Linked DNA regions of Homo sapiens: region 1 is linked to region 2. Evidence: chromatin loops called from intact Hi-C (ENCODE). Cell type or tissue: heart left ventricle. All regions are shown on one strand. Links, peaks and the distances in the headings refer to the core of each region. The heading gives the core; the rest is flanking DNA. Region 1 has its middle 28 kb from the start of GRK3. Region 2 overlaps LOC124905094 (a long non-coding RNA gene).

Region 1 (16,293 bases), core at 4,962-12,961, 49 kb after region 2:
CTATTTAGCTGGTAAGGACAAAGCAAGAGCTAAGGCCAATTACTTGTCATCATCATCATCATCATCATCGTCATATTTCTGGAGCATTCACTATTTACCGGGCACTGAGCCAACATTGTATATTCATCATAGCATTTGGTTCTCATAGCAGCTCTATGAGGTTTGTGCCCACATTATCCCCATTTTGCAGATAAAAAAGCCAAGCCCCAGAAAGGTTAAGTAAATTATTCAAGGTCCACAGCCAGTGTGTGGCAGAACCAGATTCTGAAATCAGGCAGTCCAATTCCAGAGTTCCAATTCCTAACCATTGTGCTATTCAGTCTAATGAAAGGAGCGAAAGATTCAAGGTAGACAACTGTATATTGTCAAAGGCATGTTCAACACCAGGGTTGCTTGTTTCTAAATAATGTTCAAGTCCATGAACAGCTTTTTGCTAATGTTTGGAGCAACTGATAAAATATATCAAGCAAAGAAAAGTGTGGACACATCCATGCACACTGGAGAAGTAGCAGAGTGGTTTAATTTTGTGTTGGAGAATCAAAGGCCAGAATGAAAAGGCACTTTTTACATCCCAAAGGAAAATTCCCATTCAGAAAGACATTGATGGCTTTTTTAGCGGCATCCATTCATCTGCTCTGCAAAGGCATGGGGTCATGTGATTTTGAGAGTACTGACTCTACTCCCAATGCATGGCAGTCATGTATAATAATTTAGGGGACAGTGATTCCATTCACAGTTCCAGAGGTAAACCCCCCTCCAATTGACTAAACCCAATCAGAAAATCCTACTCTTGCATAGGATTGTTTCAGAGATAGGCACAAATCTCATCCTAAGCCAATCAGAGCACGGCACTTCCGTCGGCCATGGTGATTGATTCAGAGATGGGCATGTGACTGGTTTGCTCAGTTAGAGTGAAACCTAGGATTTTGTTTGGTAATTGAGATAAAGACACTTTTCTTCAGGAAGATGTGGTGTACGGAACTGTTCCAGACATTTTGTCACCATGATAAAAGTGAGTCTGAAAAGTAAACCATCATGTTCAGGAAGGCAAAATCAACAGAACTGCAGAGCAATGGAGTCAGCACCCTGATCAAGCCATTCCTGAAACTAGTGTTGACCCATTTTTATTTACATGAATCAATAAATTCCTTTCACTGTTCACATTATTTTAAGCTGGGGTTCTGTTTCTTTCAACTAAAAGCATTCTAGTTGGTACATCAAGCATTATGCTTGTCATTTAAATACAAGTAGGTTCTAATGGGGAGATCTGCTCTCATTGTGAGAACACCTTAAAATGGACTCAGCACTTGGGATCAATCTTTAAAAACAAACAAATTAAGTCTAACTACACACTATGTTAATGAGAAATGGGTGTTTTACTCAAAGTGTTATGGAAACACTGGGGAGAGAATTTACATGACATATGAAAAAGCAAAACTTAATAAGATTCCTCATCACCCATCCCCATAGGACTTCTGTGATGACACCTCTTTTGCCTTTCCTTTTCCTTTTGCTTTTCTCCCTGAACCTTCTAGCGTCTCCTTAGTCACTGCACTCTCATCCTCTATTAATGTTCTGCGTGCTGCAACATGCAAAGAAATAAAACAACGGCATCAGTTTAAAAAAAAAAAAAAGGAGGGCCTCTGTCCCTCTAGCCTGTTCCCAATCCCAACCCAAGGATCTTCCCAGAGAGTAGTTCAGCTGCTGAGTAATATTTCCATATGGTTATCTACTGTGTTCTAGAAATACACAAGGAATGCTCTTGGGCTCTTGTGCGATCCTCTCATCTTTGCAGCCACTCCCACAAGAAAGAGGACAAATCATTACCTCATTAAGTGAAACTTGAGCTTTACCCAGCTCCAACTCCCTCCCTTGGGGAATTTGGAAGAGAGAAATCACAAAGCTGATTGAATGTGGTAGACTTACTTTCTGAGTGATGTTAAGAATAACACATCTTTCTATAACCATCTAAAACTATCTTGGGATTCAAATCCTTTCAAGTCAGACAACCTCTTCCAGTTCAAACATTGCCCATGGTTAGCCATTAAATTATTCAGGAATAAAGAAGGCTCTATGGTTTCTCACTGTGTGCCAGGAATTGTGCTGGGTGCTCAGAGCCCAAAGCTCAGTGAGACACAGGCACTCATATTTGGTAGTAAGAAGTGGGTATGTAGTTTTCTTTTCTTGTGATGTCTTTATCTGGCTTTGGTATCAGAGTAATGCGACCTCGTACAATGAGTTAGGAAGTGTTCCCTCCTCTTCTATTTTTTTTTTTTAACTAGAGTTTGGGAAGGATTTGTGTTCATTCTTCTTTAAATATTTGGTAGAATTTACCAGTCATCTAGTCCTGGGATTTCCTTCTTGAGAGCTTTTTGATTATGCTTTAATCTCTTACCTTGTTATAAGCCTATTCAGATTTTCTATTTCTTTTTGAGTCAGTTTGGTAGTTTGTGTGTTTCTAGGAATTTGTCCATTTCATATAGATGAATTTATTGGTGTACAACACTTCTTAGTAAGAAGTGGGTATACAAACTCATCTCTGCTGTATAAGATAAATACTAAAATAAAGCTTGACAACAGTGTAACAGAAGCCTGAAGAAAGGAAGGCTTAGTTGTGTTTGAAGTTGGGGAGATGAAATAGATTCACAGGAGAGGTGATTGAAACTCATTGGGTGCCATAGAATGAGTAAAAGTTGGTTAGGTGAAGATGTAGGAATGGATAAGCATGTAGGGCATTCCATGTAGGGAAATGATGTGAGTAAAGGCAGAGAGGAATAAAAATTTCTAGCATGTTCTGAGGCCATGAGGTGGGAAGAACATAAAAGAGTTTCTAGAAAAAAAAAGAGAGAAAAAAAAGAGAGGGTAAGATTATGAGAGTATGAAAGGTGTTTATACCATGCTAAGGATTTTGTATTTTGTTCCTTGATTGATGGGAGGTCATTGACAATTTTTTTATTTTTTATTTTTATTTATTTATTTATTTATTTATTTTTGAGATGGAGTCTTGCTCTGTCACCAGGCTGGAGTACAGTGGTGCAATCTCAGCTCACTGCAACCTCTGCCTCCCGGGTTCAAGCGATTCTCCTGCCTCAGCCTCCCAAGTAGCTGGGACTACAGGTGCACGCCACCACACCCAGCTAATTTTTGTATTTTTATTAGAGACAGGGTTTCGCCATGTTGGCCAGGATGGTCTCGATCTCTTGACCTCGTGATCCCCCCACCTCAGCCTCCCAAAGTGTTGGGATTACAGGCGTGAGCCATCGTGCCTGGCCCCCCATTGACAATTTTTAAGCGGGACTTTAAGACTATCAGGCTTGTGATTTTCTAGGAAGACAGTTTGGTTGCTGTATTGTGAGTGGTTGGAGGGGAGGGACTGGTGGCAGGGAAACTAGGCTGTTGCTGCCATCCATCATGAAAGATGCTGGTGGAGAGATGAGGCCAAGTAGAAAGGAGAGGGAGGCTGGGTGTCTGAGACCCTGAGTGCTGGAACCAGTAGGACATAGAGGCAACTAGCAGTGATGGAAGAGAGGGAGAGCACGCAACGATGAGGTTGAGGCTTCTAGCCGGGGTTGTGTCAGTCCTGCAAGGCAATGAGCAAGTTCAACCTGTGATGCTTCAGTACATTCTATTTGTGTATCTATGGAAGACAGTTATAGACATGGCTGCATTTGTGTTGTCACATTAATCATAAAAGCTTTCAGGGAAAAAAGTCCAAAGGGAATAAAGATTTTCTGAAAAGCATTCTTGTCTGAAGGAAGCTGCATGCAAATGGAAAACCTGGACATATAATTGATTTCAGTAACCATAATGACATTGTGTTTTCATTCGGTTGTGCAGTGGGGCTTTGAAACTGTGGGAAATTGAGAGACAGGCCCTTGTTAGGGGAAACAAAAATGGTTTCTAATTTCAAGGTTGAATATGTTTCTTTTCATAAAAATACCTCATCATTTCTAATAGTCTGAATGACAGTCTTATTTCTCTTCATTGGTAGGTAAAACCTAACGTTTTCTAGACAATAAAAAGCAGTCTGAGAGATATGGATGACATATTTAAAAATACTAACATCTGAAAATATATCATTTTATAGATTTGACTCGGGAATCATGTAAGTTTCTTCTACAATGATAAAAAGTCAAAAAGAAAATGAAAATTAATTCTTTAAAACTGAAAGGAAAATGAAACAAATGAACCTAACTGTGTTGGCTTAGTGACTTAACCACATATATGTGACTTTAAGCACAGCAATTTGACTGTACAAAATAACAATAAAAACAAAAAAAGAAAGAAACTATTCTCATTAATCATACTATTAGCAAAAATATTGGTATTGTTATTTTAATACATAGTGGGTAAAATAAATAGATTGGTAAATTAGTGTTGTCAGCAACTAAGATTTTCAGCATAAGAGAAAACATATAAAAATACAAGATCACCTAAGTGAATGAAGCCTTGTAATCCTAAATTTGAACGGGAAATAGTATGAACTTATGATGCATTTCTTTTTTAAAATTTTTACTTCCTAGTTTTGATTATTGAAATTTTAGGTTGGTGCAAAAGTAATTGCAGCTTTTGCCATTAAAAGTAATGGCAAAAACTGCAAATTCTTTTGCACCAACCTACTACCTAGAAACAATGACCAACCCAGCTATTACACTGATTATGGTCTCTAAGAACAATTTCAAAGTGAAAGGAATTACAGCTCCTGGGAGAAATGGCTGATTCCAAGAGTGGGGTAGGAAATGTACAAGATGATCTTAGGACATCTTGTTAATCAGAAGAAAGGAGGCTATCAAAGATTACTATGGTTGTGTCAAAAGGGCTCAGGAACCAACCCACTTGGCTCTCGCTGGCTAAAGATGAAATTCTGTGAGCATCTGAAAGAAGAATAACTACAATGCGGTGAAACGCATGAACTATTCTAAACTCCATGAGTTAACAATGATCCTAAAAACAAAACAAATCAAACCAAAATTCACTGGCCTCCTTTGGAAGGTATTTTAAAGAACCAACTTATTATTCTGAAAATTGGCAAATAAAAGAATCGAGCATTTATCTTGCCTTTCCTGTAGGTACTGTATCTTAGTCGATGAAGAAAAGCTTTCTCCATAGAAGCAGCCCAACGAATAGGAAGGAGTGATAGACTTAAAATAGAGCCATTTTGCAAGTGCCTAAGGAAATAATGGCTCTAGGCAATGCATCATCGGCTACTAAAATCCCCCGAAGAGAGACGGCCAGACGTTATGAGCCTGCTGATTGAATAATACAACTAACTACGAAATATTCTTGCTGAAAACTCAAACCTGAATCAGATCAAATCTTTAAATCTAATGACCAATTTACAGGACATACAAGAGAAGGAACAACATATTAAAAGATGCCACAAGAATACAACCAATGGAACCCAGATTGTGAGGTACTCTACAGAGCAAATGATTCAGTTTTAAAAAATATGTCAATTGCAAGGAAAATTTTAAAAAATAGGCAGAGGCAGAAGCCATAGATAAAGGAGACTAAAGAGACATACCAGCCAAAGGCAAATGTGTGGAGGGATGAATCCTTCCCTAGTACTCCCTGTCTTAAAGAATGCTGCTACTAGTAATGCGGGTGCCAGAGCCAGAAATCTGGGATTTGCTTTTATTCCTTTCTTTTCCTTAGCCCCGTCCACCTGCATGCAATAAATGAGAACCAGCCCTACTTGTTTTACTTCCTAAGTGCCTGTAAAATATCACTTATTTATTTTGATTTTTAATTGTAGTAAAATACACTTAACATAAAATTTACCACTTTTTTATTTTTCTTTTTCCTTCTTTTTTTTTTTTTTTGAGACAGAGTCTTGCTCTGTTGCCCAGGCTGGAGTGCAGTGGCGTGATCTCAGCTCACAGCAACTTCCATCTCCCGGGTTCAAGAAATTCTCCTGCTTAAACCTCCTGAGTAGCTGGGATTACAGGCACCCACCACCACACCCAGCTAATTTTTGAATTTTTAGTAGAGACGGGGTTTCACCATTTTGGCCAGGCTGGTCTCAGACTCCTGGTCTCAGGTGATCTGTCCGCCTCAGCCTCCCAAAGTGCTGGGATTATAGGCATGAACCACAGCACCCGGCCAATTTACCACCTTAATTTTTTAGTGTACAATTCAGTGATATTAAATGTACATTCATATTGTTGTGCAACTGTCACGACAGTCTATCTTAAGAACCCTTTTCATTTTGTAAAACTGAGACTATAAAACAGTAACTCCTCATTCGCCCCAACCCCCAGCTCCTGGCAACCACCATTCTACTTTCTGTCTCTATGATTTTGAGAACTCTAAGTATTTCACATAAGCGAATCATACAGTATTTGCCTCTTTGTGACTGGTTTATTTCACTTAGCATAGTATCCTCAAGGTTTATCCATGTTGTAGCATGTGCCAGAATTTCCTTCCCTTTTAAGGCTGACTAGTATTCTTTTGTATGGATATACCACATTTACTTATCCTTTCATTGGTGGATGGACATTTGGGTTGCTTCCACAGTTTTCAGCTCTTGTGAATGATGTTGCTGTGGACATTAGTGTACAAACAACTCTTCAAGACCCTGCTTCCTATTCTTTTGGGTATATACTCTAAAGAGGAATTGCTAGATGATGTGAAAATTCTATTTCGGTTTTCAGGAACTGCCATACTGTGTTCTACAGAGACTGTACCATTTTACATTCCCACCAGCAGGGCATAGGTGTTCCCATTTCTCCACATCCTCGCCAACACTTGTCATTTTCTGTTTTTTTGATCGTAGCCATCCTAATGGGTGTGAGGTGGTATCTCACTGTGGTTTTGGTTGCCATTCCCCTAATGATTAGTGATTCTAAGCATCTTTTCTTGTGCTTATTGGCATTTGTATATCCCTTTCAGAGACATGTCTATTCAAGTTGTTTGGATTGAACTGGGTTGTTTGGCCTTTGTTGTTGTTGAGTTGTAGGAGTTCTCTATATATTCTGGATATGAATCCCTTATCAGGTATATGACTTGCAAATACTTTCTCCCATTCTATAGGTTTCCTTTTCACTGTGTTGAGAATGTCCTTCAATGCACCAAAGTTTTTAATTTTCATGAAGTTCGGTTTGTCTATTTCTTTCTTTTTTTTGCCTGTGCCAAGTGCCTTTTGAACCTCTCTCTACCCACCACTACCTTAACCCAGTCCAGGCCAATATTTTCCTGGACTCCTGTAATTGCCTTCTTACTGCTCCCTCATAGCCCTCACTGAAAACTTTTCTGTGGATCCCCCTTACCCTCAGAACAAAACTCAATCTCCTTACCATGTGAATCTTTGCACATCTCTGCCTCTCCAAGGCATAGTGCACCTGGCATGTAAAGTGCTCAATAAACAGTCACTGTTAAATTAGGTGGTAGCTTGGGGATCTCTGAGACATCTTCTTATCTAAAGGTACCTCTCTCACCAAGCTTCCAGTGTCTCTGAACCCCACATTAGATATGCATTTCTGAACCCATCCCATAGTTCTAGTTGTCCACTTTAAAAATAGTTGTAATCATGGACATACGGGGTACACTAGACACTGGAGGCTGCAAAAGGTGAGAGGGTAGGAGGGGGCATGAGGGTTGAAAAATTGCCTATTGGGTACAATGTTCGCTATTCTGATGATGGGTAGACTAAAAGCCCAGATTTCACCACTATGGGATATATGTATGTAAGAAACCTGCATTTGTACTCTCTAAATATATAAAAATAAAAATAAGGCCATGCACGATGGCACACCTAGCACTTTGGGAAGCTGAAGCCAGGAATTTGAGACCAGCCTGGGCAACACAGGGACACCCACCTCTACAAAAAAAAATTTAAAAAATTAGCTAGGGGTGGTGGCATGCACCTGTAGTCCCCAGCTACTTGGGGGACTGAGGCAAGAAGATTGCTTGAGGCTGGGAGGTTGAGGCTGCAGTGAATTATGATCACACTACTGCACCCCATCTGGAACAACAGAGCGAGACCCTGTCTCTAAAATAAATAAAATAAAAGAGTTGCAATATTGAAACAAAGATTGTAGAAACCAAAGGCATACATCTGAGCCTGAAGGCTGTTACTTACCTACCAGCTGTGTGATGCAATTAAGATCTCTGGACCTTTGTTTCCTTATGTGTAAATTGAAGGCAATAAAGCAAATTTTACAAAGATATTGCGTGATCTAGGGATCATATCTGTGAAGTGTCTGCTCTGTTTAACACATCACTGCCACTCTAGAAGTTCCTACAGTTTGGATGATTAATAACTACAAAGAAAAAATAATAAGTGAAATAAACAAAAAATGGGGGCATTCAAAGAAAAGACTGACGGAAACTCTTGAGTGGCACAAGACATAAATATTGTGGGTAAGATCAACTCTTCTTCCACTGTGATTGTCTCTTTGGAGGGGCACTGCTTGCTTTTCCTAGAAAGATATCTTCATCTTCTACTGAGTCACCATAAAACAATAAAGAAGAAACATGGGTAGTGTCCAAATATTTTGGTAACAATCAACTTGTAGTCAGCTGTTGCTGGGATAAGGCTGCACAGTGAGCCCAAGATCTCAGCGGCTTGTGACAAACAACATTCATTTCTCTCCCATGGGTCTGGATATCAGCCACAGTTAACTGGGCTCAGATTCAGGACAGCTCCGTGTGTCTTTCACGTTAGGACCAGGATAAAGGAGCAGTGACTACTTGGAGCATACTCATCATGGTGACAGCAAGTATACAAGAGGCTAAGCCACGGCACATAAATATACTTAAAGCCTCTGTTTGCATCATTTCTGCTTGTGGGCCATTGGCCAAAGTAAATCACAGGGCGGCAGCTCAAGTCAGTGGGGTAGCATCGTACACTCTCTAAAGAGAAGCCATGGCCAAGGTGGGAGAGAAAGAAGAGTCATGAACAAACAATACCATCGACCACTCCACTGTAACTCTCATGTTCACTGATTTATCTCAATGGTTTTTTTTGGGTTTTTTTTTTTTTTTTTTTTGAGATGGAATCTCTCTCTGTCTCCCAGGCTGGAGAGCAACGGCCCAATCTCGGCTCACTGCAACCTCCGCCTCCTGGTTCAAGCGATTCTCCTACCTTAGCCTCCCGAGTAGCTGGGATTACAGGCGTGCGCCACAACACCCAGCTAATTTTTGTATTTTTCATAGAGATGGGTTTTCACCATGTTGGCCACGCTAATCTCGAACGCCTGACCTCAGATGATCCATCCGCCTTGGCCTCCCAAAGTTCTAGGATTACAGGCATGAGCCACTGCACCGGCCTCAATGGTTATTAAAACTATACCCAAAGGAGGCCGGGCGCGGTGGCTCACGCCTGTAATCCCAGCACTTCGGGAGGCTGAGGCGGGCGGATCACAAGGTCAGGAGATCGAGACCATCCTGGCTAACACGGTGAAACCACCTCTCTATTAAAAATACAAAAAGTTTGCCGGGCATGGTGGTGGACACCTGTAGTCCCAGCTACTTGGGAGGCTGAGGCAGGAGAATGGGGTGAACCTGGGAGGCAGAGCTTGCAGTGAGCCGAGATCACGCCACTGCCCTCCAGCCTGGGTGACAGAGTGAGACTCCATCTCAAAAAAAAAAAAAAAAAAAAAAAACTACACCCAAAGGAAAATGAATCAATCCACCCAAAAAGCACATGCACTCATATGTTTATCTCAGTTCTAGTCACAATAGCAAAGACATGGAATCAACCCAGGTGCCCATCAATGGTGGATTGAATAAAGACAATGTGGTACATACACACCATGGAATACTATGCAGCCTTAAAAGACAATGAAATCAGCCAGGCGTGGTGGCTCATGCCTGTAATCCCAGTACTTTGGGAGGCCGGGGCGGGCAGACCACCTGAACTCAAGAGTTCAAGACCACCCTGGGCAACATGGTGAAACCCCGTCTCTACTAAAATACAAAAAGTTAGCTGGGCATGGTGGCCCGCACCTGTAGTCCCAGCTACTTGGGAGGCTGAGGCATGAGATTTGCTTGAGCCTCAGAGGCAGAGGTTGGAGTGAGCTGAGATGGTGTCACTCCCTCCAGCCTGGGCAACAGAGCAAGACTCTGTCAAAAAAAAAAAAAAAAAAGAATGAGATCATGTCCTTTGCAGCAATATGGATGCAGCTAGAGGCCATCATCCTTAGCAAACTAACACAGGAACAAAAAACCATTTACTGCATGTTCTCACTTATCTATGGGAGCTAAGCATTGGGTACATGCAGACACAGAGATGGGAGAAATAAACACTGCGGATTCAAAAAGTGGGGAGGGAGGTAGGAGCATAAGGCTTGAAAAACTACCTATTGGCTACTATGTTCACTACTTGGGCAACGGAATCAGTAGAGACCCAAACTTCATCATCACACAGTCTACCCATGTAACAAACCTGCACATGTACCCTTTGAATCTAAAATTTAAAAAAAGAAACTATTTTGTCTTTTCAGCATGCACAACCTATTGGGGGAATTATTGCCTTATTTATTATTGGTTGGGAAGGTAAGATTTCTCTGATTTTCATACTAAGAAATAAATAACAATTATGATGGCCATAATCTATGGAGTGTTTGCGATATGTCACACTGCTTCCATATGTGACCTCCTTTATATCTCCCCACAATTCTAGGAGGAAGGCACCTTGATAGTCATATTTTATAGACAAGGAAGACAAAATGCTGGGAAGTTAAGTGACTTCTCCAGGACCACACAACCAATAAATGTAACACAACCTTGGAACGAAATCTGACTGTGCCTGACTTCAAAGTCTATGCTTAAATTTCCTCTTTCATCCTCAAGGATGGCCCTGGTTCACACATTTTTTAACGATAAACTTTCTATTTGAGAATTGATTTTGATTTCAGACAAGTTATGAAGATTGTGCAGAGCATTCTAACATACCACCCAGTTTCCTCTATTATTAACACTAATTGTATCTTACATTAATATGGTGAATTTGCCAGAAGTGAACCTGTACTGAAACATTAACTACAATTGTTGCTTTGTTTGGATTCCCTTAATTTTTACTTAATATCCTTTATTTATTTATTTAAAAAAATTTTTTTGGTAGAAACCGGGTCTTGCTATGTTGACCAGCCTGGCCTCAAGTGATCTTCCCACCTCGGCCTTCCAAAGTGTTGGGATTATAGGTGTGGGGCACCCCTCCCGGCCAATCTCCTTCTTCTGTTCCAGGATCCCTTCCAGGATAGCATATTCCACTTACTCATCGTGCCTCCCCAGGCTCCTCTTGGCTGTGACAATTAATCAGACTTTGTTTTTGATGACCTTGACAGTTCGGAGGAGTACTGGTTAGGTTTTCTTTATAGAACGCTCCTCAACCGGGATTGGTCCGGTGTTTTGCTCATGGTTAAACCAGTGAGGTGGGTTTTTAGGAGGGAGACCACAAAGATCAAGTGCCATAACTCATCATATCATATTAAGGTTACCTACGACACCATGATTTAACCTTGATCACCTGGCTGAGGTAGAGTCTGTCAGTTTTCTCTATGGTAAAGTTATGCTTCTCTTCCTTCACCCACCCCTGCCTTGTACCCCCTGTAGAGGGAAGTCACTATGCACAGCCCACACTTAGGGAGTGGGATGTTAGACTCCCCCTCCTTGAGGGCAGAATGTATATGTACATGTTTTGCAATTTTTCTGCACAGGAGATTTGCCTATTTTATTCTGTATTTATTTCATGAATATCAGTATAAACTCATGAATTTTTTTAATACTTGTGTTTGTAATCCAGTGCAACTTTATGTATTTTCTTGCTCGAATTGTTCCAGCTTTGGCCATTGGGAGCTCTTTCCGTGGCCCATGTGTTTCTTTGACACACCGCCATCATTGTGTGTGTGTGTGTGTGTGGTTGTGTTTGAACAATTTCTAGCACTACAAGATCCTCCAGGCTCATCTTGCAGATTTCCTACCCCAGTCCTAGAATCAACCATTTCTCCAAAATTTTTTTTGTAATTGGAGAATGGCATTAAAAACAAAGATCTGGGTGTTAGGTGCTGGTTCTACTACTTTGGGTTGTGGAAGGTTCCCTCTTTTACACTGGGAAGTCAGAGCTTTTCTCCAATTATTTTTGACTTTCCAGAATGGGGAACTTTGGTCTGTAGTTCCTCTCTGCTCTTGGTCTCTGAACCTCTTTCAGCTCCATTTATGCCCATATTGGCTCCTCTGTAAGCAAAACAACCCCGTGACTTGTAGGCATAAATGCTTCATAGTTATGAGTGGTGGGGGTGAAGGTGGTGGTGGTGGTGAGTGGTGGGTGGTGTTTTCTGTCTTGATTCCAGCACCTTCTTTGCTGATGCACAGTGCTTTGTTGACTCCCTTGTCCTCAGAAGCCCTGGATTCACGTCATGAAGGATGAAGTTAACCATGGCTCTGGAATTCCACCTCTGGGTCATGTGTCATCTCAGAGCATATTATCTTCAGCAGAGTCTGGAGTATTTCCTTCAGCATGCGCCTGACACTTCTGTAATATTTTCCTACCCCTTTTTTATTGTCTCCAGTAAAAAAGTAACCTGGGAAAACACAGTATCCTTTGCAAGCTTGAGCAACTCCACCATATTGGCTCATTGCTGCACAATAAACAACACATTTCAATGTCATACAACAAGAACTCATTTAGCCCATGGTTTGTGGGTGGGTTGTGGCTGATCTAGGTGGGCTTGGCTGGTTGGCTCTGTTGATCTCAGCTGGGTTTGCTTACACATCTGAGGGTTAGCAATGAGGGCTGGGCAATCTAGAGAGAATTGGCTAGAGTGGCTCTGCCCATGTATCTATCATCCTTCTCCTGGTTCCAGCACATTAGCCCAGCATGTTCTTCCAGTGGCAACAGCAGAAGCACCAAAGGGCAAGTGAGAACTGCAAGGCCACTTGAGACGTAGGTCCAGAACTAGCAATAGTGAGTTCTGCCTCATTCTGTTGGCCAAAGTGAGTCACACTGCCTAACTCAGCATCAAGAAGTGGGGGAAATAGACTCTGTCCTTTTAGTGGAGAGGGAACAGGCAGTCAATATTTCTGAACAATAGTCTTCCACATCCTACTCTGTACTTCTCTTTCTGGGTTACTTATCAAAATTAAAAACGGTGTTTCTGGAATCTCTAAATTTTCTACAATAACCATGTGAAAGAACTGCAGAGATTCCAGAAGCTGTGATTGATGACACACTGTTAGGAAGGTGCTGGTGTTCACAACTATCCATGTTCCCACCTCTACCTGGGCTCCCACTATTCTATACTTCCCAGCTCTGCTGTATGTAGGTGGCACCACGTGACTAGTTCCAGCCAATGGAAAGAGACCAAAAGTGTCGTGTGTTACCTCTGGTTCAAGACAATTAAGGGTGGCTGTGCCTTTTCTGTGTGCTCTCTTTCCTCATCTGCTCATTGGATGTAAAAAAATCTCATGAAGATCCCCAAGGACCTTGGGTATAGGAGAGAGCTATTTGATGGAAAGAGCCTGGGTCCCTGAATGACTGTGTGGAGCACCGTGGTTTCCAACCCATGCTATCTTGGACTTCTTTGACAAACCGTTGTTGTGTCAAGTCACTGAGATTTAGGAATAGTTTGTTATAGCAGTTTGCATATCGTGACTAATATAACCCACCTTCCTGGTGGTCACTAGTGACACCTGTTGACTTCTTTCAGTTAGCTCTGTTAACTGTAACCTTTATAAGAATTATGTATCTGAGTGTTCATTTTTGACAAGTGACCTGAAGGTTTACTTCAGACATCCACCTACCATTCCCAACTTTGACAATATGACTGATTTTGCTTTAGGGAAATCATCCTCTCTCTAATCTTAGCTGATGTGATTCTAAGGAAGGTGACCCCACTTTCTGGAATCTAGGAGTAGAATATGTAACCCGAGCTGAGCCATGAGGTCCTTGTGTTCCTCCAGCCACAGTGATTGGTTCAGGGGTGCAGGGGTGGGCATGTGACCTAAGTTGGTCCAAATTTAATCTTAAGATGTTGGCTAGCTAAGTTGAAACCCTGAGTGCTTTTACTAGACATTACTAGGGAAGATGATAGATAGTCATGGTAGGTAGGTGCAGACAGCTATCCTGTAATTATACAAACAGCCAGCCTAAGGAGGAAGCTTATACTAAGGATGGCAGAAGCTTACACTAGAAACTGCAGAACAGAGCAATGGAAAGAGCAGGTCCTTGACATCATATCAGACAGTTGGATCAGGCCTTGCCTGAAGCTAATGAATTCTTGTTCAAAGGTCAATAAGTAGCCTATATAGTTTAAGTGAATTAGTTGAGTCTTCATTACTCACATGCGAACTATTTTCAGTGGATTCAGCCTTTATCACTTTTCTAATCAAGTAAGACAATGTTATTCAGAGAATGCAGAACAATATCAAAATAAATGATCTTCAGGGATCACTTCTAATTCTAAAATTTAGAGTTTACGAGGCCTAGTATGAATTCCTAGCACTTAAAGTGTTTACAGTGATCTACACATAGGAATATCTGTTTATCTTGATAGTCAAGGAAAGTCTAATTGTTTGGAGACTTTGGGCAAAAAGATGATGAATATTCCATAAAAGAAATACAGGCCTTCCCACACATGGGCAAACCCCTCCATGGTTCCCATTGCTCTTTACAGGTTTTATAACTGACCGCTCTCCACCCATCTGACCTTATCAGCTACACTCCCACCCACCCCACAACTCACCGAACGTTAAATCCTCTGAGCTCATTTCTGCCCCAGGACCTTTGCACCTGCTATTCTCTTTGCCTAAAATGCACTTGTGCTGACTTCTTCTCCTGGAATCTACCTTAGGTTCTCCCCAGAGAGGCCTTCCCTGATCACCTGCGAAAGAAAATCTTCCTTCTTTGACACTCTTTACAAATTACTGTTTAGTTCCTTCACAGCACTTTTACAGACTCACAGTATCTGGTTCATTTATTTTCTAGTCATCTGGTTCATTTATCTCCTGTTAGAATGAGAGTTCTTCAAGGGCAGAGCCTCTGCCCGTGCTGGTGTCCCCGCTGCCTCCAGCACCTGACACATGGCTGGCACAGAGCAAAAAACAATCAGAGCCTTAGGAGTGAAACAGAGGCAGTAGTTGTTTTTTTTTGTTGTTGTTGTTTTTTTTTAGAGGAGTAGGGAATAGAAGGTACTTGTAGTGTCATGGTGAGGGCAGGAATTTCTGGGAGTGTGAGCAATGTGACAGGGAACAGGGAGCAGGCTGCTACTTGGAAATTGTTATCCGGGTTTATTTATAGAGTACTTCCATTTTCTTTCTTTCTTTCTTTCTTTCTTTCTTTCTTTCTTTCTTTCTTTCTTTCTTTCTTTCTTTCCTTTCTTTCTTTCTTTCTCTTTCTTTCTTCTCTCTCTCTCTTTCTTTTTTCTTTCTTTCTTTTTCTTTCTCTCTCTCTCTTTCTTTTTTTTTTGGAGACGGAGTCCTGCTCTGTTGCCCAGGCTGGAGTGCAATGGTGCATTCATAGCTCACTGCAGCCTCAACCTCCCAGACTCAAGTGATGCCCCCGCCTCAGCCTCCTGAGTAGTTGAGGCCATACCCAGCTAATTTTTTTCATTTTTAAAATTTTTGTAGAGATGAGGTCTCACTGTGTTGTCCAGGCTGGTCTTGAACTCCTGGACTCAAATGATTCTCCCACCCTGACCTCCCAAATTGCTGGGATTACAGGCGTGAATCATGGCGCCTGGCCTCATAGAGTATTTTTAAAAGGAATTGCGTGTGTGTGTGTGTGTGTGTGTGTGTGAGAGAGAGAGAGAGAGAGAGAGATCGACCAATAGAAAGGAAGAGAAGATTACTCATCCAAAAAAATAATAGAATGAACATTAGAAGCTTCCTCAGATGCTTCACTTAATTTCTGCCTAACCCCTGGTATTTCAGGGTCTGTGCCCTCCCAGAGCTTTTATTACCTACATGAGCTTCTCCTCAAAGTTGCAATCTGAGAGCATCCACTTGGGGGAACAAAAGGACACTGTGGGCCCCTGTAGTTCAGCTTCATCATTACGTTTCACTTCCTTTTTATGAGATGGGAATAAAGATAGTTCCCTTAATTTCAGGACATATGAAAATAATTTTTCTTTGGGCTGTTGGGTAAATGCTGTTAACTCAGATCCATAGGCCCCTTCAGGTTTTGGGGGGAACTTTCTCAATCAAATGTTGTTATTGAATGAAAACCTCAAAGCAGAAATTCAAAAGAATGAAGCTCAAGGCAGCTGTATCTTGTTTCTGTTTTGCTTTGAGAGTCAGAATATGCGATCAAAATCTATCTTCCCCTTCCTTATCCTTCATTTTTTTCCCCAGCAG
Region 2 (16,293 bases), core at 4,971-12,970:
CATGTACCATATGAATAACTCTTGTCTAAGATCTGGCAAGAGATGGTGGAGCCTAATGACATTGTTAAAGATCCTGGATACAGCCATACCTGAAGCGTATCCAGAATTCCGGCTGAGTATCTGTACTAGTCAATGTTCTCCAAATAATATACACAGGCATAACTCAGAGATACTGTAGGTTTGGTTGCAGGCCACCTCAATAAAACAAATATTGCAATAAAGTGGGTCATAGGAATTTTTGATTTCCCAGTGCACGTAAAAGTTACACTATAGTGTATTAAGTGTGCAATACCATTACATCTAAAAACCACTGTACATACCTTAATTAAAAATACTTTATTGCTAGCAATCATCTGAGCCTTCTGCAAATTGTAATCTTTTTGCTCGTGGAGGGTCATGCCTTGATGTTTATGGCTGCTGACTCATTAGGGTGGTGGTTGCTGAAGGTTGGGGTGGCTGTGGCAGTTTCTTAAAATATGACAACAATAAAGTTGGCCACATTGATGGACTCTTTCATTAAAGATTTCATGGAAGCATATGATACTGTTTGATAGCACTTTATGGACAGTAGAACTTCTTTCAAAATTTGAGTTAATCCTCTCCAACCCTGCTGCTGCTTTAGCTATTAAGTGTATGAAATATTCTAAATGTGGCCAGGCGCAGTGGCTCATGCCTGTAATCCCAGCACTTTGGGAGGCCAAGGTGGGTGGATCACCTGAGGTCAGGAGTTTGAGACCAGTCTAACTAATATGGTGAAACCCTATCTCTACTAAAAATACAAAAATTAGCTGGGTGTGATGGTGGGCATCGTAGTCCCAGCTACTTGGGAGGCTGAGGCAAGAGAATCACTTGAACCCAGGAGGCGGAGGTTGTAGTGAGCCAAGATTGTGCCACTGCACTCCAGTCTGGGCCACAGAGTGAGACTCCACTTCAAAAAAAAAAAAAAAAAAAAAAAAAAAAATATATATATATATATATATACATACATATGTATGTATATATATATATTCTAAATGTTTGTTGTCATATCAACGATGTTCACAGCATCTTCACCAGCAGTAGGTTCCACCTCAAAATACACTTACTTTGTTCATCTATAAGAAGCAGTTTACCATTCATTTAAGTTGTTTTTTTCAAAGAGTTAAAATCTCACTTTGGCACCTAGACTGGAGTGCAGTGGTGTGATCATTGCTCACTACAGCCTCAAATTCCTGGGCTCAGGTGATCCTCCTGCCTCAGCCTCCCAAGTAGCTTGGGACTGCATGTGTGCACCACCACACCCAGCTTAAAGTTGTATGAGATTGCAGCAATTCAAGAACCAGCAGTCTGGATAGTCAAGAAGAGCTCATGTTTTTGTTTGATTTGGAAAACAGGAGAAGATCAGTGTCCCAGCTCAATGCCAGTAGTCAGGAAAATTTCCCTCTAACTTGTAGGAGTATGAGCCTTTTGTTCTATTCAGGCCTTTAACGGATTGGGTGAGAGCCACCCATAGCAGGGAAGAAAATTTACTCAGTCTACCAATTCATGTGTTAATCTTATCCAAAAACGCCCTCACAGACACACCCAGAATAATGTTTGACCAAATATCTGGGCACCCTGTGGCTCAGTCAAGTTGACACATAAAGTTAACCATCACAGTGTCCCAAGTTATATGATCTAATACTGTCCCCTTTTTCTTTTAGACGGAGTCTTGCTCTGTCACCAGCCTGGAGTGCAGTGGCGCAATCTCTGCTCACTGTAACCTCTGCCTCCTGGGTTCAAGTGATTCTCCTGCCTCAGCCTCCCAAGCAGGTGGGACTACAGGTGCGTGCCACCACACCCAGCTAATTTTTGTACTTTTTTAGTAGAGTCGGGGTTTCACCATGTTGACCAGGATGGTCTTGATCTCTTGACTTCATGATCCACCCACCTCGGCCTCCCAAAGTGCTGGGATTACAGGCGTGAGCCACCACACCTGGCTACCTTCCCCTATTTGTTTTAAACACATTTTGTTTGACAGAACTTGCTCACAACCAACAGTTTGAATGATAGAAATGCTTATTTCATAGGGATAGTGAAACAACAAATGATCTCTCTCATAGCACAATGCCTGAGGGGGACAGTGGGTGCTCAAAAATAATAATCATTGATGCATGTTATAGAGAAATATCATGGGAAGAGGATTTTCCCATTTTGCTCCCACTTCTCCCCACAATGCTGACACATAAAATTAACCATCAGTGTCCAAGTTATGTGTTCTAATATCTTCCCCTATTTGTTTTAAACACATTTAAAAACACGTTTAAACAGAAATAATAACCATTGATGCATGTTATAGAGAAATATCATTGGAGAAGTCAGAAAACAGGCAGACATTTCTTCTACTTCCACTACATCACGTTCTCTCTCTCTTTTTTTTTTTTGTGAGGCGGAGTCTCGCTCTGCAGCCCAGGCTGGAGTGCAGTGGCGCCATCTCGGCTCCCTGCAAGCTCCGCCTCCTGGGTTCACGCCATTCTCCTGCCTCAGCCTCCCGAGTAGCTGGGACGACAGGCACCTGCCACCACGCCTGGCTAATTTTTTGTATTTTTAGTAGAGACGGGGTTTCACCGTTAGCCAGGATGGTCTCGATCTCCTGACCTCCATCATGTCCTCTCTTTATCAGGGGTACCCAACGGTTTTAGGCAGATGGGACAGACCCTGCAATCCACAGACAAACTCTATGTTCTAAGATGTTTGGCACAATTATTCATAAGCTCAAAGATAAGGAACCTGTAGAATTCTTCCTTAAGGCTATCGTCTGGTACATAATCTAATTTTGATGTCTAAAGCTTAACATCACTTGTCTTTCTCTTTGCATTTTCTGTAATAAATTCTAATCTCACCCAGACTAATGGATGCCTAGCGTGGTAGAGATAAAAATCTGTACTCAGGAAAGCAAAATGAAATACACATTAAAAACTTTTAAACTAGGTATCCCTGCTACATATCTTTTGAAGCATGGTGGATGTATTGATTTTGACCACTAGCGTCCCTTCCTTGATGAAACCATGCCTCCCTCACTCCCCAGAGGCTGTTAATCACTGTTGTCTGCCCTCCTCACCACAGCGGAGGGCCTGTGACCAGGCTGAGCCAATCCTAGCACCCATGTCAGTGTCCTCTTGGGCTCAGTGATTGGTCCTGAGGTGAACATGTGACCCAAGCAGAGCCAATCCAAATCCTTAGTTGGATTTCTATGTGGAAGCTGAGAGAGAGGAAGAGCGATAGATAGATAGATAGTTAGATAGATAGATAGATAGATAGATAGACAGACAGACAGACAGACAGATAGTTAGACCTTATGGATTACAAGCTGTAAGGATGAAGCTTGGGACTGCCTGTGACCATTCTTTATACCTAGTAGAGGGAGTAACACATGAAAGAGAGATGGAGAGAGAACTGAGTGCCAGCCACATGGGTCAATAGCACATGAGAACCTGGATCTAACTACATTTTCCGTATCTTGCTTAAATTCATTTGAGCTAAAACAATGATCTCTGGCTGTTCCACACTCCTCAAATTCACTTAAAAATGATGAAGAAAGCTACAGACCTGTTTGTGCAGAAGAGTTCCAGCTTGGGCCATGCAGGCTGAGCGTCTCCATGCCAGATGGCCAAGATTCCCACTACCCTTTTGTGTTCTGGAAGTCTGCCCTGGTGCCCCAACCTGCAGATCTTGGATGGAGAGGACTGGGATAGGATACCCAAATCCTGACTCTCTGAGCCTTAGTATTCTTCTCTATCAACTGTAGATAACAGTCCCTACCTCAAAGGACAGTAAGAAAATTAAATAAGATTAATTTTACTACTTAATAAATTAATGGGCTGGCACAGAGGAAGTGCCCCATCAGCAGGAGCTGTCTAGCCCCAATACTCAAAAGTTCCCAGCCTGCTGCTCCCTCTCCTGCCTGACCCAGTTTTTCATCTAAATTTGGCCATTGGCCCAGGCCCTGGCCTATTTTAGGTACACCTCTTTTTGTTGCAGGAAAAAGAGACTCAGACAAGCTACCTTAAAACAAGGGGTTTATTGTAAGAATGAATGGGAACAGGAACATGGAGTGGGTGGAGGCAGGGAAACCCTCAGGACTGAAGCTGTTTTGATGTGAGAATTCTTTTTTTTTTTTTTTCTCCTTCAGAAGGAATCATTTCACCTGTCACATATCGTTGCAGAAAGGGCCTTTTGCCAGGACTGGATGTAAACAAACCTCAGAGAGGTATTGTCAAAGGCTAAGTCTCTCCTGCATTGGTAGAGAGAGACTGGATTTTGTTGTTGTTGCTAATAATTTTGATTCAAGTTTTAACAGCTCTCAGGCCTGTAAGGTCTGCAGTGAGAAAGGAAGTGAGCAGGAACGTCAGAATGGAGGGATGTGTGAAGTGACTGTTATTTATTATCCAAAGCAAGATACTTTGAGAATGAAAGAGGCACTATGAAGAATTACACAAGGACAATAGACATTAAAACAGTCCAGGGAAACCAGGACATAGGGTCGCCTTAAGAGTACAAGGGTCTGGGAAGGAAGGGATGGGGAAAGTGGGTTCTCAGACTGAAAAGAGGTCCAGGAGTGTGGCTGCTGCCCAGAAAGTGCCAGGTTCATAAGTGGAGGGCTGGACAGCCAGGAGGGAAGCACCTGGGTACCCAGAGATAATTTTATATTGCCTGCCCAGTAGGTGGACAACCTTCAGGCATGGCTTGATCCAGGGGCTCAAATGTCAACAGGATCCTGTTTCTCTTTCTCTCTGTACTCATGGAACTTTGATCCATCTGCAACAAAGGCCAATGGCAGCCCACAGCCTACACAGAGGGAGACCCAGGCCCTTCTACTCATCTTCTCAGACTTCCACTCTCCAATGTTTGAAACCATAGGAGACCTCTATACACTGGCAGGTCATGGAGAGAAACTCCCCAGATACTTAGAGTGGGAAAGTGGGACTGAAGGTGAGCATCCCCATCCCATCCTGGATCAGTGTGGGCACACCTCCCTGTGACATGCAAAGCTCTTCATATCACATCTGTACACTCAGAACTCCATACATGCTGTGAGTCTTCCCTGACCTCCACCACTTCCTCCAGGTCTCTGCTTTCTAGTGACCACACCTCTCCTTGACTCTTCACTTTGTCTTCCTGACTGACTCCTAGCCCTGACCCTTATCTCAAAGCCTAGCAATGCTGAGACAACGTTTTCCACTCCCCAGGTAGGCCCCAGAATGCTCTCACCCCCGGGGGATCATGGGCCCCTCCCTATGATAGACATATGTGGCTCTTCTCATCCAGCTTATTACCTCTCCCTTTTATGTGGCAACAATGCCCCAGTATTGCTAGAGTGGGAAACCCCCTCACTCACATTCATTCTCTATGCTTTCAAGGAAGCCATCTCCACCCTGGATATGAGTAATGGAACATAGGACCTAAACTAAGCCAGCCAGCACATTCTGTCTCTCTGGCCACTAACTAGTCTAAGTATGGGTCAATCAGAGTCTGTGCATGGCCTAAAGTCCTAAGAAGAGCCTGCGGATTCTTTTCTGAGGCTCTTGGAGGGATGAAGATGGAATGCAGAGCTGTCAATGCCATTTTTGTTGAGGGATCTGCACATGTTGTCATATCCAAGGAAGTCATGTTGAGAAGTGGAGAAACAGGATCTTGGTGATATCAGTGAAGACCCTGGATCAAGCCATACCTGAAGGTCTGCCCTTGGGCTGTTCAAACACAGGAGCCAATGAATTCCCTTTTCTCAGGCCAGGTTCTCTGCTACTTGCAATTGACAGAGCTCTAACTGAAGATTAGGACCCCTGGCCAAGAGGATGCTCAAACCAAAGGGATAAACAAATTACATAGCTGCTCACACAAAGCTCTGAGCCCTGCCCTCCCATAGGGTAAATTTCCAGGGTCTACCTAAAGCTATTGACCCACATCCTCCTATCCACTAACCCATGCTGTCTTACACAATCTAGTCCTGGCAATATTATGAAGTAGGTTAAGTCTGTTTCTGAAGCTCCAGTGTCCCACCTGACTGCCCTCTGTGCAGCCCCCAGCCCAAAAAGTGGGTCTACGCAGCCTAGTTCATGCATATCTGGGCTCCCTGGAGCTTACTCGCTCCCCACCTCCCTCTGCTCGGGGTCCCAAATCCCACTGCTGTCTCCAAGACCCTGCAAAACCCAGCCCCTGACCTCCCTGTGCTTGTCCTGCACTGTATGCCTCTCACTCTGGGTGCCAGCGATGTGGGTGACTTCCCGGGTCCTTGACTCAGCAAACTCTTTCCCATATTGGGGCCTTTGCAGATGCGGTTCCTCTGGCCAAGAATCCCTTTTCCATATTTGCACCTAGTTATCTTCTAATCCTCCTTTAAGTCTCAGGGGAAATGTCACTCCCCCAGCAAGTCCTTTGTAGCCTTTAATCCAGATCAGGCCAACCCATTTTACATTCTCATAGCACCTTGTGGCTTGTCTCTTGGAACTATAATTCTGTGCTTAGTTGCTCCTTGGGGGCTGTCACAAAACCTGGCACATGGTAGGTTCTCAGAAACATCTGGATGAGTGACTGTAGCAGGCACAAGCCCTACCAGCAGGCAGCACAGAAAGGGAACAAAGATCAAAAGGGAGGTGGTGACTTGCCCAGGGTCACACAGCAAATCTATGGCAGTGTGGACACCTGAGTCCAGACTCTTTGGTGCTCTTATGAGCCCAGAGGTGGCCGCCCATCCCTTTACCCGCAGGTGCTTTTTCTGTTTACATCCAGAAGATCTTTTCTGAAACTCTGTGGCTGCCCTGCTGATGGAAGGCCTGAACAAGTGGCAGAGATGTGAGCCCAGCAGAAGGCATGGCTGTCTTGGGGCCCAGCAAGGATGAGCTGGGTTAAAGTTTATCCCACTTCCTGAATATCTGAGTCATCAGACCAAGAGCAGGTGCAAGGAGTGTGATTGTGTGGGTGAGACCCCTGTGTGTCAATGGCCCCAACATTGGTACAAGGCCCAGAACAAAAGAGGCAGAAGGCCCTGAATACAGTAATTTCTCCTCCTGATGCTCCACCATGATCAGTGGCTACATTTGGGTTTCAATCGCAGCTCTGATGCTTGCCAGCTGTGTGACCTTAGGCACGTTACCTCACTACTCTGAGTCTGCTTGCCTCTTTGTGAAACATGAATATTAATAGTAACAACCTCATTAGGTAGTAATGAGAATTAAATTAGAAGATAACATGTGCCTGTAACTGCCCTATCCAGAAAAGGTGCTCAAATTGCACCCCCTGGGCAATGGCTTAATATACCTACCCAAAAAGCAATTGTAATATTTATTGCTTTGTTTACTTATTGTCTGAACACCCCTCCAGAATGTAAACTCGACAAGGGCAGATTTCTTCTTCTTTTTTTTTTTTTTTCGAGACAGTCTCTCACTCTGTCGCCCAGGCTGGAGTGCAGTGGCACGATCTCGGCTCACTGCAAGCTTTGCCTCCCGGGTTCACGCCATTCTCCTGCCACAGCCTCCCGAGTAACTGGGACTACAGGTGCCCGCCACCATGCCCGGCTAATTTTTTGTATTTTTTTTTTAATAGAGACGGGGTTTCACCGTGTTGGCCAGGATGGTCTCGATCTCCTGACCTTGTGATCGGCCCATCTTGGCCTCCCAAGGTGCTGGGATTACAGGAGTGAGCCACTGCACCCAGCCGACAAGGGCAGATTTCTAATGGATCATGTTCACCAGTGAATTCCTGGCACGGTGCCAGGCACATAGAAGGCACTCAATAAATAGTGAATGGATGGATGAATGGGCAGATGGGTGGGTGACTGAATGGGAGTGTGGATGGGTGGATGAAGAGATGCATAGATGAATGGATGGGTGGATGCGTGGGTGGATGTGTGGGTGGATGAATGGGTAGGTGAGTGGATGGGTGGGTGGATGGATGAGTGGAAAGGTGGGTGTAAGGGTAGGTGGATGGGTGGATAGATGAATGGATGGATGGATGAATGGGTGGAAGGGTGGGTAGAAGAGTGGGTGAGTGGGTGGATGGATGGATGGGTGAGTGAATGGGTGGGTAGATGGATGGGTGGATGGATGGATGGAAAGGTGCGTGAAAGGGTGGATGGGTTGGTGGACAGATAAAAATGGATGGATGGGTAGATGGGTGGTTGAATTGGTGGGAGAGTGGGTGGATGGATGGGTGGATGGGTAGGTGGACGGATGGATGGAAAGGCGGGTGGAAGGGTGGGTGGATGGGTAGATGGATGCGTAAGTGGATACAAGGATGGGTGGATGATAGATGGATGCATGAATGGATGCATGGATGAGTGGATGGATGGATGGATGGATGGGTAGATGTGTGGGTGGATGGAAGTGTGGATGGATGGGTGGATGGATGGATGGATGGACGGATGGATGGATGGATGGACGGATGGAAAGGTGGATAGAAGGATGGGTGTGTGGGTGGATGGGCTGGTGGATGGATGGATGGAAAGGTGAGTGGAAGGGTGGGTGGATGAATGGATGGGCGGGTGGATGGATGGATGGAAGGATGGATGGAAAGGTGGGTGGAAGGGTGGGTGGATGGGCAGATAGATGCATGAGTGGATACAAGGATGGGTGGATGATAGATGAATGCATGAATGAAGGTATGGATGAATGGATGGATGGGTGAATAGGTGGAGATGTGGAAAGGTGGGTGGGATGGGCTGGGTGGATGGATTTGTAGGAAAAAAAATGTAAGCTTTGATTTCTGAAAACCTAGATCTCCAGCCTTGGCCTTATGCTCGTGTCTCTAATTCTCCTCCCTCTCTCATCTTGGTGTGCATAGCCCAGGTAGCTGTGAGTGCAAAGAACAATAGGATAAACATTCAGCACTCTCCTGTGGGTATTATTTTTAGTTTCCATGCTGCAGAGGTCAGAGTGTCAAATAACAAAGAGAGATCTTTTCTTTTCTCTCTCAAGGAAAGAATCGGTCATATCTGCGTGGGCAGCAGTGGAGGTGGGTGTTAGTTTGTTTGGTTTAACAGCTATTTGACTCAGACCTCCTGCCAGCAGGAGTGGGTGACCTTTCCTTGGAGCTCTGGGCACCAAGCCAAGCCTAGGAGGGCAGTTCCCTTTGCTCATGAGCTCTGTTAATGTAGCTGTGTCCTGCTGAGATTCAATTCCCACGGACTTCACTGTTGCCACCAAATGTGTGCATATGAGGGCTCTGCAGAAGTAAGAGTCACAGGGGCCTGGAATGAGAGCAGAGGAGGAGGTGCAGAAATTGAAATGCCAGTCATACACACTCTGTTACATTAACTCTTTGTGGTAGACTAACATAATAATAACCCCACAAAGAGTCTGTCTCTCTGAGTCCACACTCTTTTGCAATGTACTTTGTTGCTTTTCCCCTCTTGAATTTATGACTTGCTTTGGCCAACAGAATGTGGCATGAGTGATGCTGGGTATTTTCCAAGGCTTGGTCTTAAAGGCTGCTGCAGTTTCTTTTGCTGTTTTGCAACTTTGGTTCCACCAGGCTGTGTAGAAGCCCAGTTTCACCTGTGTGGATGAGAGGCCACATGAAGAAAACTGGAGATGGCCCAGTAGACAGCCAGCACCAAATGCCAGACACTGGCAGTTGGCCTCTTCAGCTCAACCAATCCTTTAACCAAATGCAGCCTTGTGAATGAACTCAGGCAAAACTGGGGGAGGAACTGCAAAAGCAACCCAAAGCATCAGGAGCCACAAGGCAATGTTGTCTTAAGGCACATCGTGGGGTGGTTTGCAACCCAGCAAAGGCTAATGAAATGCTTCTGTAACAAACATCCCCAAAACTCGTGGCTCAAATGATAAAAATTTTCTTCTTGTTTCCATCCCAGTCTGGTGTGGATGAAGACTTCTGCTCCATGTAGTCATTGAGGAGCCCACATTTCTTCTATACTCTAGCTTTTATCATATTACAAAGTTCCTCTACTGAATCCTTAGGCAATGAGGAAAGAAAGTGCATGGAAGATGTCCCAGGAGGCTCAGGGGTGAGGCATGGAAGTGACCCATGTCACTCCTGCCTCCGTTCGGCTGGTGGAACTCAGCCTTGTGGCTAGGTGGATAGGAAGAAAAGGGAAATGGCATAGGAAACAACTAGCCAGTTCCAGCCTCTCTTGCCAGACTCTGGGCTCAGTGCTTCGTCCTCAGCATCTCATTAAAGACTCATAGTCACCCTTTGGGATAGGGACTATTCAACAGTCACCCACAGATTTGCACAGCTGTCCAACTTGAGCCAGTGATGAATAAAGACAGATATGGTTGCTGTTCTTTCATGGAGCTTACATCCTAGGGGAGAAGTCAATCCCTAAATAAGGAAACTAATAGATAAATAATTTCAGAGAGTGATACATTCTATGCAACACATATCAGAGTGGTGGTTTAGAGTGAGGGGTGCTATTTTGGATAGAGTGGGCAGGGCAGCTTTCTGCGAGGAGGTGACTAAATTAAGATCTTGCTGTGAAGATGTTTAGTTGCCTGCTACCCTCCACTTCTCCCTGAATAAAACAGCCATGCTCTGCTGCTGAGTTCAGCAATATCCCTGGCTATATAAGCATGTTTCCTAGCTTCCTTGCAGGAGGGTTGGATAGGAGTAAATAAGTTGTTAGATAGACATTGCTTATAAGTTCCTTAAAAGAGGAAAACTCAACTCAAGAGGTGAGAATAATTTTGCCATTCCTTCCTTTTTCCTGTCTATAATGCAGATGTGATGGCTGGTGCTGCAGCAGCCATCAGGCACCATAAGGTGAGATGCTAAGAATGGTAGAGCAGAAAGACACAAGGAGCCTTCGTCTTGTGTGGAAACTCTATACTGCCCTGGATGTCATCCTTCTACACTTCTTTTGTATGAGGGAAATAACCATGGTATATCTTGTTTATACCATTATTATTTGGAACTGCTGTTGCTGAAAGCAATTCCTACATAATACAGGCTGTGTAATGGGATTTTATGATGAGCAAATTGAGACTTAGAACAGTTAGCACTTCTTGCAAAGTAACATAGTGGAATTGAGGAGTTAGGATTTGAACTCAGGTCTGTGGGGCCCTAAGTTCAGAGTTTTGGTTGTAGCCCAGCCTCCCTTGGCTGGGGGTGGGGGTGGACAGAAGGAGTTAGCCAACAGTATCAACTATGGAAAGGAGTGTACTGACTGGATTAAGGATTGCTTCAAAGAGCCCCCAAATTCACTTTTACGAGGTAAATTTTTCCTTCTTGACTGTATGATCCTGATCTAGGTTCTGGGATCCTAACTTCTCTCAGCCCCGTCTTCGTCCACTGCCAGGTGGGTGCATCTATCCTCTTATTGCTGTCTCAACATACTCTTGCAATACCCTCACTGTAGCAGCACTCAGTGAACCACCCTCCCAGGACCCTCACACAGACGTCTAAGCAAGTATCAGCCCAGCCCTTTGCTCCTAGTGCCAGGTTGATCCCAGGGAAGCCAAGTTAAAAAACAAATGCAAGGACATTTTGAGGGGAAAAGTCTCACTGATAGCCAAGGTAATACAGAAGCCAAGAGAAGATATTTGCTGCCAGGCAACCAGGCTGAGTTTTATGGGAGTTGGGGGTAGTGAAATGCATGCATGTCAGTCATTCGAATGCCTCTACCTCCAAAGCATGCTGCCTCCTGGAACCACTCCATTCGACTTTCCCACCCACGATTCCTCAGGCTTCCTGCAAATTGTGGGGGCCTGCAGAAGTCACCCCAAGTTGCTCAATCCAAGAAATTTTCCTCTGAGCTGACAATAAACCCTTAGACTAAATTGACTCAGATTGCACACTCAGGAAGAGACTAGACACACCTCGGCAGAAAATTGGATTTGTGCAGCTTGAAAAAGATGCTCTTGTAATTCCTCTAAAGCCTGCGAGCCACCTAAAGGGCCCTAGACATGTATAGTAGCCCATCTCCAGACCTTTGTCTGTACTGTTCCCTCAGCCAAGAAGAATTTTGCCTAGCTTTTTACATGACTGATTCTTTCTTACCCTTGAGATCTCAGGTTAAATGTCACCCCCTCAAGAAATACAAACATGTCCACACAAAAGCCTGTACAGAAGTGTTCATAGCAGCATTATTCATAATAATCCCAAAGTGGAAACAACCTAGAGTCCATCAACTGATTGATGATTCCACAAAACATGCTATATACGTGCTATATCCTTGCAACACAGTATTATTTGGCCATCAAAAAGGATTGACATCCTTTTCTTTCTTTCTGTCTTTCTTTCTGTCTGTCTGTCTTTCTTTCTTTCTTTCTTTCTTTCTTTCTTTCTTTCTTTTTCTTTCTTTGTCTTTCTTTCTCTTTCTTTCTTTTCTTTTACTTTCTTTCTTTTCTTTCTTTCTTTCTTTCCTTTTCTTTTCTTTTCTTTTCTTTTCTTCTTTCTTTGTCTCTTTCTCTCTTTCTCTCTTTCTGAGACAGAGTCTTGCTCTGTTGCCCAGGCTGGAGTGCAGTGGCATGACCATGGCTCAATGTAGCCTTAACCTCCCAGGCTCAAGCAATCCTAGCTCAGCCTCCCAAGTAGCTGGGACCACAGGTGTGTGCCACCACACCCTGCTACTCTTTTTTTTTTTCAGAGAGGGGGTCTTGCTCTGCTGTCCAGGCTAGTCTTTAACTCTTGGGCTCAAACTCCCAACTCTGTCTCCCAAAGTCCTAGGATTGTAAGTGTGAGCCATCGTACCTGGCAGGACTGATGTTCTGATACATGCTACAATATGAATAAACCTTGAAAGTATTATGTTAAGTGAAAGAAGTCAGGCTCAGAAGGCCACATATGGTATGATTCCATTCATAATAAATGTCCAGAATAGGAAAATCCATAGAGACAGAGAGTAGATTAGTGGTTGTCAGGGCCTTTGGGGGAAGGAGAGAATGGGGAGTGACTGCTAATAGGTGTAAGCCTTTTTTGGGGGGTGATGAAATGTTCTAAAATTAGATTGTAGTGATGATTGCACAACCTTGCAAAAATATTAAAAACCACTGAATTTTGCACTTTAAAAGGGTAACTATTACAGCATATGAATTATAACTCAATAAATCTGTTTAACAAAATATCACTCCCTCAAAGAGACCTTCTGTGAGTCCTCTCTCTGAAGGTGGTGTTCTTTTAAAAAGTTTTTTTGAGACAGGGTCTTGCTCTGTCACCCAGGTTATAGTGCAGTGGTGCAATCTCAGCTCACTGCAGCCTCAACCTACTGGGCTCAAGCGATCCTCCTTCCTCAGGCCTGAGTAGCTGGGAGTACAGGTGCACACCACCATGCTTGGCTAATTTTTTAAATTTAATTTTATTTCTTTAGAGATAGAGTCTCACTGTGTTGCCCAGGCTAGTCTCAAACTCCTGTGTTCAAGTGAGTCAGGAGTCTCCTGCCTTGGTCTCCCAAAGCGCTGCGTGAACCACCATGCCTGGCCTCCTGATGTTCTTTAATTCAGCCCCTGCTTTATTCAGTTCCTCATCCTGTTGGCCACCAGCTGTGATAATTTGGTACATTTATGTGTATGTTGTGTGTGTGCCCATGCTCGTGTGTGGTCCTCATTTCTAGCAGCAAGCTACATAAGAGCAGGGGGCTACATCTGCCTCACCAGAACTGTTTCCCCAGCACTCAGTACAGGGATGGTTGTCAATTGAATATCCGTTGGTTGATTGAAGGAGTCCTGGCACACTGTAGCTGGAAGGGAACTGAGTGCTCATCCAGTCCTTCCTGTTTGCAGATGCAGAGGCCAACTGCTCAGAGGCGGAGGGGCCCACTCAAGGACTCAGCTTTCAATGGCTGTGTTCTTTAATTTTATTCTCCCTCAGTAGTTTTCCAAAGATTTGGGAGTCCAATAAACCATTGCCCAAGTGGAACAGACAGACTGTTCTGGACTTAGCAGTTAAGTGACAAAGATAAATGAGGTTGGGGGGGGTCCCCGTTGAGTTAATAGATGCACGCTCCCTTCTATAGCAATAGACGGTGTGTGGCCTTAATGTCTATAAATGCCACTCATGTAACCTTGAAGACACAGCCTCTGCCGAGCTAGTGGCAGATGCTGCCGCAGGGAATGGGGGTTCCAGCCAACTTGGTTCCTGCTGTGGGACCCGGCTGACAGGGCACAGTAGCCCGGCTATTTGCCTCATTGTGGCAAATTGCTCCTCAGTGAGCCAGCTGGCTCCTGGCCTGCAGAGCTGTGGGGTCTTTTGTGCCTTGAAGTAATTAATTATGCCATATGGCAAGGAAACACAACAAGATTTATAGCAGAGTCAGCGACAGATGGCCCCGAGAGAAAAACACAGATCTGTGGAGAGATACAGAGACGCCGGGCGTCCAAAGCCATGGGAGATGATGTTTGTCGGGGGAGTGGGGAGGGAAAGGACACTTGGCTGGGGTCCGAGGCTTTGACACTTCTTTGAGACTGTCCGTCAGAAAGCAGATCCTTCCTTTCTTCCTCCTTTGGAATTTTTAAATTTACCCCCCTCCCAGTGTAGGGGAAGAACTGGGCTCTGACTTACAGGGTGTCTGTGTGGGATGAGAGAGAAATGCCAATTGAGAGATAGAGAAAAGAGTGAGAAAATCCTGGAGAGGACTGAGTTGGTGTTCCAAGAGCCCACAGGCCCCCTGAGCTCTGAGAAGCTTCCAGCTTCAGTGTTCCGAGCTGCCTTCTGCATTTTGATCTGAGGAGTGATCCACCTCCACTGCCATCATCTCAGTGTCCCATCGACACCTCAAACGCAGCATATCCCAAACAGAAGTCATCCCTTCTCCCTACTCCTCATCCAGCTTCTACTGTGGTTTCTCCACCACTCCCCAGGCAAAGTCCTCCTTCTAGAATGCAAATCTAGCCATGTTACCCCTCGTTCCCCCACCACACTTAATACCCACTCCCCAGCCTCTCCCCAGGGTCTTCTATATCCTTACCCCTGAGGTCCATCTCCCAACATCCCTCCCTGGCTCCCACTTACGCCACATCTGCCATTTTCTTTTTTCCTTTTTTCTTTTTTTTTCGAGGTGGAGTTTCACTCTTGTTGCCCAGGCTGGAGTGCAATGGAGTGATCTCAGCTCACCTCACCTCAACCTCTGTCTCCATGGTTCAAGCGATTCTCCTGCCTCAGCCTCCCGAGTAGCTGGGATTACAGGCATGCATCACCACGCCTGGCTAATTGTTGTATTTTTAGTAGAGACAGGGTTTCTCCATGTTGGTCAGGTGGGTCTTGAATTCCCAATCTCAGGTGATCTGCCTGTCTCAGCCTCCCAAAGTGCTGGGATTACAGGCATGAGCCACCATGCCTGGCCACATCTGCAGTTTTCTATACTCAATATCCTATTTCACACTCTATGCCTTTATAAATGCTGTTCCCTCTACCTGGATTGCCTTTCTTCAGCTGGCTTGCCCAGAAAATCCTCAGTCATCCCAGCTCACAGATCTCTTCCTCTGTGTCCCTTCTCTGACATGTTTGAATAGAGTTAATCCTATGCTCCTTTCTGCTGCCACCAAAATTTGCATATTGCTTACTCATGACTCTCGGCACTTGGTTTTTACAGGTCTGATATCCACACTTGGTTTGTGGGCAAGAACTCTTCTATTACTTCCTTTTTTCTAAGTGTAATACAATGCATGGTGCACATAGTAGGCACCTTTGGGCTTCCCCTCCACCACCCAGTTTTGGGTCCTACATAATAAATGCGTGTATGCTAGAAAGATGAAAGAATAGCTGGGGTTTCAACTCTGAGGCCAGGATGGGAGTCAAAGGAAGAACATAATGGAATTTCTTCACTGACGTTTGCTGTAGATTGATTGCATGGATTGATCCCAATTCATGGCCTCCCTGTATCCACATTTTTTGCAGTGAGACTTTAAAGCACCTCCCATCAAGAAATGGAGTCTATTTCCCCACTCTGAATCTAAGCTTCTCTTGTGACTTTGACCAATAGAATGTGATGGAAGTGATGGCATGCAGGTCCCAGTCCTTACAACCTTTCTCTCACTCTCTTGGAACTCTGCCCAGCTGCCATGTGAACAAGCCCAAGCTACTCTGTTGGAGGATGAGAGACATGTGGGTCAGAGACCTGCTGTCCTAGCTGAATCCATTCCAGACCAGCCCAATCTAGCCAATCTGCAACCCAAGTTTAGCCAGTCAATTCCCAGATAAACAGAACCATCAAGCAGACCTAAGAACTTGTGAGCTGAGTAAATCCCTGTTGTTCCAAGCCATTGATTTTTTGGGGGTGGGGCGGGGGGTGGTTTGTTATGCAGCTATAACAAATACATGATCCAATATGAGCAGAAACCCATTATGCTGTTACTTAATAATTAACTGTGACCCTTGATTGGA

The links. A loop is a pair of places that touch in the nucleus more often than their neighbours do. Peaks named below come from ENCODE experiments on the same cell type or tissue, not always from the same donor. Only the 100,000 strongest peaks of a DNase experiment are listed, where the experiment ranks them.
Region 1: it touches region 2 in a loop (2.4-fold over the local background); 8 of 110 quality-filtered maps call a loop at or near these places.

The regions. Positions count from the first base shown.
Region 1 is chr22:25,528,185-25,544,477 of GRCh38, forward strand. No RefSeq gene overlaps it. Among named protein-coding and RNA genes, the nearest start is that of GRK3, 28 kb to the right of the region's middle. In heart left ventricle, for the core only: no CTCF peak of the experiment used is centred there; no DNase peak of the experiment used is centred there.
Region 2 is chr22:25,479,434-25,495,726 of GRCh38, forward strand. It overlaps LOC124905094 (a long non-coding RNA gene), which reads left to right. Exons shown (of 2, transcript XR_007068036.1): 2 at 1-538. Among named protein-coding and RNA genes, the nearest start is that of MIR6817, 32 kb to the left of the region's middle. RefSeq lists an enhancer at 6,984-7,033. In heart left ventricle, for the core only: no CTCF peak of the experiment used is centred there; DNase peaks (open chromatin) are centred at 6,184 and 9,038.